Linked DNA regions of Mus musculus: region 2 is linked to region 1. The links are chromatin loops, found by intact Hi-C in ENCODE. Cell type or tissue: heart. All regions are shown on one strand.

What was found. Peaks named below come from ENCODE experiments on the same cell type or tissue, not always from the same donor. Only the 100,000 strongest peaks of a DNase experiment are listed, where the experiment ranks them.
Region 2: it touches region 1 in a loop (2.1-fold over the local background); 2 of 42 quality-filtered maps call a loop at or near these places.

The regions. Positions count from the first base shown.
Region 1 is chr3:18,046,668-18,051,667 of GRCm38, forward strand. No RefSeq gene overlaps it. Among named protein-coding and RNA genes, the nearest start is that of Bhlhe22, 5.2 kb to the right of the region's middle. In heart, a CTCF peak has its summit at 3,094 (motif pointing right); a DNase peak (open chromatin) is centred at 4,094; H3K27me3 peaks cover 2,002 bases.
Region 2 is chr3:18,213,112-18,218,111 of GRCm38, forward strand. The region is part of intron 1 of Cyp7b1 (cytochrome P450, family 7, subfamily b, polypeptide 1); the gene reads right to left. Among named protein-coding and RNA genes, the nearest start is that of Cyp7b1, 28 kb to the right of the region's middle. In heart, no CTCF peak of the experiment used is centred here; a DNase peak (open chromatin) is centred at 2,490.

The DNA.
Region 1 (5,000 bases):
AAAACTTGGGGTTTTTTTGTTTGTTTGTTTGTTTTTCTTTGTTTGTTTGTTTGTTTTTTTACCTTGTGCAGAAAGGCCTTTCTTTGCTTGCTGTCTGTAAAACTGTCTTTATAGAATAGTGTTCTTCACTCACACAACATGTATTTCCAAATTTATAGGAAGCCTAATTATTGAGTAAAATTTATCTTGAAGAATAACGAAGCACACTAGAAATAGCTGAGATTAAAAAAAAAACACATTATTCAGACAAGCATTTTTTTTTCTCAATGAAAATCATCATCTTAGCTGGTGACAAAAGGCAAGAGAAGTAATAGATTAATAGATTTATACCTTTGCCAGGCACTGTCTTCATATATCTCATTAAAAATTAATTCTAGATGGTTTCTTTGAGATGAGTTCTCTTGTTTAACTGAAACTGTCTGATGGGCCATAGGCAAAGGAGAAACCTGCAGCATTGATACAGCCAACCAATAGGACTTTGATACAAGCTTCGCACTAACAATGGCTACATCCAATGACTCAACCATGGCCCATTCTTTGAAAAGTGCTCTGAAACCTGCCAGTACTACAAAGTTATGATAGAAAAAAAAAGTCAATAAAATAGAAACCAAGAATAAACTATCAGATGAAATATCACTGAACCTGTCCAGGCGGAATAGTCCAAGAAATACAATATCGTATTGAAATTAAACTCGTGTCACCTTAGAAACAGTTTCACAGCCTCCATTGATTAATCCTACAAGGAAGTCAGAAAAGGCGTGATTAATAGGCCCATTCTCCTCTTGAACGTAAGTAAGGCCAAGGAAATTGTCAAATATTACATATTAAGATACTAATGTGCTGTAGATATGCTATTCTGTTAATGCTATTCTTATCTTATTAAATAATTCACAGAGCAGTGCAATCAAGTCCTACAGATGTGAATTTACAAATTTCTTAAAAGAAACATACTGCCTCTATGACAGTCCTTCCCATGTGTTCTATATATACATACTCTATACCTTTGGATTCAAATACATATATTTCCTTTTCTGCCAATTGCTTTCTTTTAATTTTTTTTCATGAGCTTTGTTCTTACAAATATAGGAAGGAAGTAAAAATATAAACAATGTTTCTAAAAAAAAATCTGAATGTCTCATCCACAGCAAGAGTGGTTTTGTTCCTGCTGTTGTTGTTTTGTTTTGTTTTGACATCAAGTCAGTTTGAAGAATGTATTCCTGTATCTATAGCACCTGCGTGGGGATGCCATTCTCCCAATGGGCATTGTATAAACTTAGGGTGTTGTAAGGTGTAGTCCTTCATAGATTAGGCAAGGACATTTTCATAAGAAGATGCCGTTTGGTATTGACACTCATTTCACCATGTCTTGCAGCTGTCAGTTCCTGTTTTGTATTTGTTAGCTTGAGCCCAAGTCTTGTGACATAGCCCTGGTTCTCTTAGTCCTGCTTCAGTTCCTGGGTATCCAGCTCTCTCTCTCTCTCTCTCTCTCTCTCTCTCTCTCTCTCTCTTTCTCCCCAATACATACATACATATATATATATATATATATATGTATATATATATATAATTTTAATTTAATTTATAATACTAACTTAAATACTGTACAAATTTACCACACACACATGTGATCTCTTCCTCCCTCCATGCCCTCTCCTGAGCTTCTCACCCTGTGTTCTGACCAGACAACTGAATCCATACTTTTCAGTGAAATGTATTAATAATACAGCCAAGTTAAAATTTCTTTAATATCGCTTAACATAATTATAGGCAACAATATCCAATTGGTAGAGTAGATCAGGTGACCACATCAAAAATGTTTTAGAGTGTGTCAAACTTATCCATGCTAACTTTCAAATTTTACTGTGAACAGCTCTGTAGCTAACCATCTGTTTATCTAGTTCCTCCTATATATAATCAAATTTCTTTCAAACAGGAGCTCTTACATTGACAGAGTAAACGAGTCCAAATATTTAGCTTAATAGATCTTCACTGTAATAAATAAAATTAATCTTTCACTGTAATGACATTTGCTTTTGACTGTTTGATCTGCTATTTTTGAAGGCTATTCATAATATTTTGTACACTACAAAAAGCATATCTACTTGTATTTGTGTTTCAAGCAGCTGGCCGGTGTATGCAATCATAAATGAGAAGTGTTTTAATAGGGGTATCATCTCTGGTTCTTTTTTTTTTCAAAGTTGAAAATGAAATCTAGCACTTTGGACATGTTAATCAAGCACTTTGTTACTCCATCAGCTATCTACCCCAGCCCTATCTTTGGACTTTACCAGTTTTTGATTTATTAATAAAAAGTGAGCTTTCTTAAAAATACACTTCAAAAATGCCAACTGTTAAGAATGGCCAATCCTAGTAAGCTTTTCTGGACACGTGTTACCCTAGATGACATTTCAGGAGCAAAGCCTAGATTGGCTGTTCTGCAGGACTGTATGGTGAGGAAACTGTTGCCTAGAGAACGTGAAGGTCTCTGAGGTGATGCGGCTGGATTACCTGCTGATGTTTGTTATGAGGATGCAAACATGTCTGGAAATATCACCTCTACTCCTACTCTTTTTCCACCAGAGGTGCTAGTCAACATACCTCAAAGCAGGGGGTGGAGGGCTGCTTCTTGACGACAATAGTCACATTTTGCAACACTGTGATAAATCATCTGAATAGTAACTGAACAGCTAAATATTAACCGAAGTGTTCATTCTTGACAGTACTTAAGATTACAGCATCCTTTGCATGAAATTGTTCAGTTTTACTTACAAATTAACATGTGATTTAATTTCTATGAAGACATTTTTTATTCAATTTACTAAATAAAATGTATTATAAATCACCAGAGAACTACATCTGAGTGTATAAAATGATGTATATGTAAAACTAGAACACAAACTTCTCTTTACAAATGATTAGTTTTGGGAATCATGACTAGAAGTATTTAATGGACATAGATGTCTAGATAACGCTTTTAATCATAACCAAGCTATCATTGAAATGACTTTTGAGGCATAAAATAAAATGGGTCTCTGGTACCTGGATATTTCAGGCTTTGGTATTCAAATGCTATCATACACCACGATATTCTCGTTTTTGTCAGGAGATGGCGCTGCAGGTTTTAAATAGCAGAGCTAAGGATCCCAAAGCCCCGTTAAATCTTTAGTTTTCTTATTTCTGGACAACCCCCCAAAATATCCACCACTTTTGTTCGAACTATTTTAAACATGTTCCAGAATGTTTTCCAATGTTATGAAGATAATGTTCAGGGGAGAGACTCCTATAACAGGACAAAGAAGTCTATAGTTACCGTTCCCAGGAGAATACATCCACATTGTATGTCTAAAGAAAGAGGACAGGGAATTCTTCATGAACTCTCTCCGCTACCTTTCTATTTATTTCAGCCATGAAGCTTAGGTCGTCCTCTAGGTGTTACCAGTGATAACTAGGCACCATAATATTCTCTTATTACACAGACTGCTTAACCTTGAAAATTGGAAACGTCCCCACAACGTGCTTGAACCGGTTTGAATGGATCCTGGAAAGGCTGCTTTTGGAGGCTGAAGGTTTCTGTCCAGCATCTATTCGAACTTAAACTACTTCCAGATTAGTGAGGAACGATGCCCTTTGTTGGAATCGATTAAGAGGAACTAGGTAGGTAGGTGAAGTTTGGAGCAGACCCCAACAATTCCAGATCGGAATTTGGGGAACTGGGTTGAGACTTTGGAGGGCTGCCAGAACTGTTTCATCTCGAACCACTGCCTGGTTCCTTCTTCTTCCGGAGGGAATCTCTTCAATCCGATAGGCATTCGCAGACCCAGTCTCTCCAAGTTCTTGAGAGGAAGCAAGCAAAAGGATGCTGAGAAACTTACCCTGGGAACTGAATGAATGTGGCTCTGTGTTACTGAGATCTCAAAGGACCAGGGGGCGGCAGACGTTGTTCAGCCACCCCAAGCTACAAGAAACACTGCAGGTTAGAGGAAGTAAATGCAGCTTCAAGGTCAAGGTGCCTCATCCTCGGGCTGGAGGACCACTGCCAGGAGCCCCTTGGCCTAGAGGGACTGGGATGCCGACTTCATCGCATTGTACTTGGCAGTTCAGGAGCAGTTCCTCAGAGCTGATCCCTGGGGGCTCAGTGGTTGCTGACAGACAGGACCTTCAGAGCCAGTGGGAGGACAGGGAAAAGCACACTTTCCAAGTCTGTCACATTCTTCCCACAGCTCTTACAGATTTAATTTTTCCCCCAGAGCGGCTTCAAGTTAAAGTTTACGTTTTTTCCCCCTCTAGTTTGTTTTTATTTTTCAAAGTGTTCTGAAATAGAGAAATTGAAACACTCAGACAGCCAGAGCCAGACTTCTCCTGGCTGCTTAATTTAGACAAGTCATAAAGTTATCAGAGATGCAGAAATACCACAACGAAATTTTTAGCATCTCACTTTAAAGGTAGAGTGAGTTCTATCATGATTCTGCTTGAGCTATTTCCAAATCCGAGCATAGAATGATCTCTAATAAATATAAGTTTGACCTACACATTACTTGGGGCTGCAACTCCACCCTCTAATTCCAATGCAGTGGTGCTTGCTGACTATTTTAGCCTCTATTGAAGGCTTTCAGAGTGTTTCCTCCCATAATAATAAAATTTGTTCATCTTTATGAGAGCTCTTTGATATGTATACATTTGGTATCCAACACTTAGCCGAAAATGTACCTTTCCTGATGCCAAGGAGCTTCACTGCGCCAGTCTAAACACAGGGGTACCCAGGAACTGTTTTCCCTGGGTGGTCCTACTTGTCCCACCTTGCCTCTGGCGCTTTCTAAAAGACCCGTCCCTTGTGTCTCTGGTTTCCCAAACCTCTTTCTTTGAAAAAAAACTGTGCAAGATAGAGTTTTCCTATAGATGCTTCAGGTCAGGTGTTAGAGCCCTGGTTGATTTCCCCAACCTCACTCTACAGGAGAAAGTTCTGGTTTGGACTTTCTCTTCTATTTTGGAACGTGCCTATT
Region 2 (5,000 bases), 170 kb after region 1:
TGATGGATTCCATAGCTAGTGAAAGAACATTCTGTTTCTTTCCTTTACCAGTAAGAGTACATCATTTTTCCTTAACTCCCCTTTACCCTCATTTTCCTTTAAGCCCCACAATTGCCTGATAGCTTTTCCTTTTAAACAGGGGACAGCAAACATTTGCAAACTTTTTTTTTTTGGTTTGTGAGCCAAAAAACAAAAGCAATCATAGTGTGTTGATATTCGCATATAATGGAAGGAATGCCATCTTCACTTATCTGTCATCCATGACATTATAAGTATAAAAATTTAGTAAAACTTTATTTTCTGATGCAGGCTTAACTAATACACCTGAAATTAATGAGATTAAAGGAATGAAATTCTTTCAGTGGATTATTTAACTTACAGTTCATAGCCTTCAGTCACCAGATTACATTTATGTAAAAGAACAAAAACATCCCTGGACTGCACAGTGAACAAAGGCACAGAGGCTGGGTTTGCTGAGCCACAGGTTACAGTTTGCTGACTCTGAAGCTAGGAAAAGAAGAGGGTCAAGGAAGCTGCGAAGTTGAAGAGGAAGTGAGGAGTCACAGGCAGATAGGACAAACTTTAATCATCAGAGGCTAATAGACAGGCAGTCTCCTGCACGCACTCAGGAACATGCTAGCACAAGCAGCTCACACGTAGCAGGGTACAAGCATACACAGAGACAGCTACAGTGGCCTACAGGCCGACAGGAAAAGGAAGAGCTTGTGACTTAAGGTCATACAAAATCCACACAAGGTGGCCAACCATTGTATATAATGAATAATATGACTATTTAGGGTTTCCTGTATATTCAGTATCAGTTGTGATGAGCTGATTCATGGTCTCATTGATATCTTGTGTCAGTAATATTTTAGTTCACTCCCCTTGGATACCCATGTTGTCTAAATATACCCTGATTGTTATGGCCCTCTGCTCTCTACTCTGACTCCAGCTCTACACAGCTATGCCATTTTGCCACTCTGTCTATACTTGATCCCTGGCAATTTCAAAGCAGGCAACTAGGAAGAGACTGTCTGGCTTCCATGATATCTCACATCTGAATTTCCTAATTTCCTTTTTTAAAAATCCTAAATGGAAAGCCCTGTTTCTTAGTTAAGTGTAGGTAAATTCAGCTTTATGTCCAAGTAGAATTTAGAGTGTATAACATGCCATGTTCCTTAAAAATAAAGCAGAATCCAGAACTGTAATTATCCTGGGTCTGCACAAGAATAGGCCACCAACAGCCAGTCACAGATGGAGGAAGGGCCCAGGGATCCCTAAAGACTATAGTCATCTTCTATTGTGTACGCATTGGTGCCCCCACCGGATTCTAACTGATACTACTCGGAATCTAATTGTCATATTGATAGTGGTCAAACTACGGAAGTGGCGAGACAAACACCGAACTAATGAACTTAGGAAAGGGACTGATGGGGAGGGAAAAGTTGTTAGAAATGCAGAGAAAGAAGAGAGGGTAGGGACAGAGAATAAGCAGAACATGTTATACACCTGTATTAAATTGTCAAGCTGCAATTCAATAAAATGAAATAGAGCTGAAAATGTTTTTTAAATTCATATGGAATTCATTGTGAAATAGGTGTTTGATATTTAGTGTAGAGTTTATGCATGAAATATGGCCAAATCTGTGTTTGTTATAATCTCAACATTGTATAGCCAATTTACTTCTGATTATATTTTTCCTAAAACTTTGTATCTACCCTCCTTTTCCTCAGACTCTTCTGAGTGCTTCTTCCTGATTATAGATAGATTATTATAATGTGAGTAAAATAAACATAGTGTCCACATGCAGGAAAGCACAGTGAGGAGAAATACTTGTTAAATTGTCACTAGTGAAACATAGATTTAGATTTCATAATTAGGAAGAAATATCAATATATAAATACAGTGAACGAAAAATACTGACTTAAAGTCCTTCGTCCAAATGGAGAATCAACATTCAGCAACTGTTTATGATCAGGACTTGTCTTGGAAGTAGAATAAGTCTATGAAGGAGAAGAGGAGAACAGTGCAGGATGGATGCTTGAGATCCTGTCCTCCACCATCAGGTAGTGAACACCAAGGGAGCCTACTAAATACTGAAGGAACAGAAACAGTGGAAAGCGCGCCCTCCCACTAGCAGCTCTCAACCTGCCTGTGTGGGCTCCACATAATAGCATTCAGCTGGGAAAGGTCAGCAAAAGACCTCAAAACTCACAGCCATATTTCATAAATACAAATGCCACGAGGCAGTGATCTCGATGTTCCTTTTCTTTGTGCCTTTGAAGATGTTTATTTTTATGTTTCTGGACACGAAGAAAAATGGGGCTTCCTAGCCCTTGCTGAGGCAGAGGACATTTTCTAAGAACTTTCGGTCTTGCTGACTGTCAGAAACGCAGCTCTGATTCAGAAATCCACGGGGATTTCCAGCAGTTTTTGTGGAGACCCGCCAGGGCTCCAGCTCACTCACTCGCAGGATGTTGACAAATCTGAGACCCAGAAGTGAGCACATTTTATAGAGTTCCAGGCTGGGTGCTGAAGCAATGGCCCAACAAGAGCCAAGCCATTCTGTCTATACCAGTCAAACAGCCTGGGAAATGTAGACTGTGGGTTTGTAAAAACATTGGAGCCAGGGAATTCCAGCTCAGTTGCTCACTGGGAGTGGCCTTAAGGACCAGAGACTGGCTCCCTAGACAAGCTCTCTGTGAGGGCAGCAGAAGGAAACCAACTTCCCAGAATAGGTTAAGAGTCTGACACATAGTTGATACTCAATAAAATGGGGCTATTAATGCTCAGTGTGCTTCTGTTCCCACAGATTCATAACATACAAACCAGTCTTTTAATGAAAATGTGTGGATGATAGGGAGTGGCAGGGTGAACCTGTAATCCCAGCACTAGGAGAAGATGGCAGCATTCGTGGGCTTCTAGGTCAAGTAGTCTAGCCAGCCAGAAAGCTCCAGGTCCCCTGAGAAACCCTCAAAACGGAAGATCTGATGTCCACCTCTGGCTCCACATATGCCTGTGTGACTGTTCACATTATATAACACATAAACACACAAAAAGAAAGAAAAGAAAAGTGAAAAACCAGTAACTGTTTTGATATTTCCTTTCCTGTTTTCTTCTTTTTCTTTCTTTTTTCCTTTCTTATAGAGACAAAGAACATGAAGTTGGGAGGGTATGGAGATGAAGAGATCTGGGAGGATTGGGGAAGGGGAAAGAAAATCGTCAAAATATACTGTATAAAACATTTAAGTCAATATGACCCCTCGGAGCTCGTGTCTCTAGCTGCATATGTAGCAGAAGATGGCCTAGTCGGCCATCACTGGAAAGAGAGGCCCATTGGTCTTGCAAACTTTATATGTCCCAGTACAGGGGAATGCCAGGGCCAAGAAGTGGGAGTGGGTGGGTGGGGGAGTGGAGGGGGGAGGGTATAGGGGACTTTTGGGATAGCATTGGAAATGTAAATGAAGAAAATACCTAATTAAAAAAATTTAAGTAAATAAATACAAGGCAGCAAAACCATAAACAGGTGCCCTCATTCACTTCAACACAGTTCACAACAGACAGTTTAAGCACACAGTAACATATCCATCTTTTATAAAGAAGGAACTCTTGTGCACATCCCACAACTTAATGTAGAGAGCACAAGACTAAATGCAAGCATGGATACAGAAAGACAAACATACAACAGCAATGGTGTGTGCATAACATTTCATTTCTTTTCCTTAGATATTTTCTTTATTTACATTTCAAATGTTATCCTCTTTCCTAGTTTCACCCCCCCCAAAGACCCCTCCTATCCCCTGCCACCTCCCTGTGCTCACCAACCCATCCACTTTCACTTCCTGGCCCTGGCATTCCCTTATACTGGGGCATAGAACCTTCACAGGACCAAGGTCCTCTCCTCCCATTGATGACTGACTAGGCTATCCTCTGTTACATACGCAGCTAGAGCCATGGATCCCATCATGTGTTTTCTTTGGTTGTTGGTTTAGTCCCAGGGAGCTCTGGAGATACTGTTTAGTTCATGTTGTTGGTCCTCCTAAGGGACTGCAAACCCCTTCTGCTCCTTGGGTACTTTCTCTAGCTCCTTCATTGGGGACCCTGTGTTCAGTCTAATGGATGGCTGTGAGCATCCACTTCTGTATTTGACAGGCACTGGCAGAACCTCTCAGGAGACACTATATCAGGCTCCTGTCAGCAAGCTCTTGTTGGCATCTGCAATTGTGTCTAGATTTGTTGGTTATTTATGAGATGGATCCTCAGGTAGGGCAGTCTCAGGATGGTCATTCCTTCAGTCTCTGCTCCACACTTTGTCTCTGTAACTGCTTCCATGGGTATTTAAAAAGGTAACCAACAGATTGGAAAAAGATCTTTACGAATCCTAAATCTGATAGAGTGCTAATATTCAAAATGTACAAAGAACTCAAGAAGTTAGACTCTAGAAAATCAAATGGCCCTATTACAAAATGGGGTACAGAGCTAAATAAAGAATTCTTAACTGAGGAATACCGAATGGCTGAGAAGCACCTTTAAAAATGTTTAACATCTTTAGTCGTCAGGGAAATGCAAATCAAAACAACCTTGAGATTCCACCTCACACCAGTCAGAATGGCTAAGACCAAACACTCTGGTGACAGCAGATGCTGGCAAGAATGTAAAGGAAGAGGAACACTTCATTGCTTGTGGGACTGCAAGCTGGTACAACCACTCTGGAAATCAGTTTGGTGGTTCCTCAGAAAATTGGACATAGTACTACCTGAGGACCCAGCTATACAACTCCTGGGCATATACCCAGAAGATATTCCAACTGGTAATAAGGACGCATGCTCTACTATATTCATAGAAGCCTTATTTATAATAGCCAGAAGCTGGAAAGAACCCAGAATGGATACAGAAAATGTAGTACATTTACACAATGGAGTACTATTCAGCTATTAAAAACAATGAATTTATGAAATTCTTAGACAAATGGATGGATCTGGAGGATATCATCCTGAGTG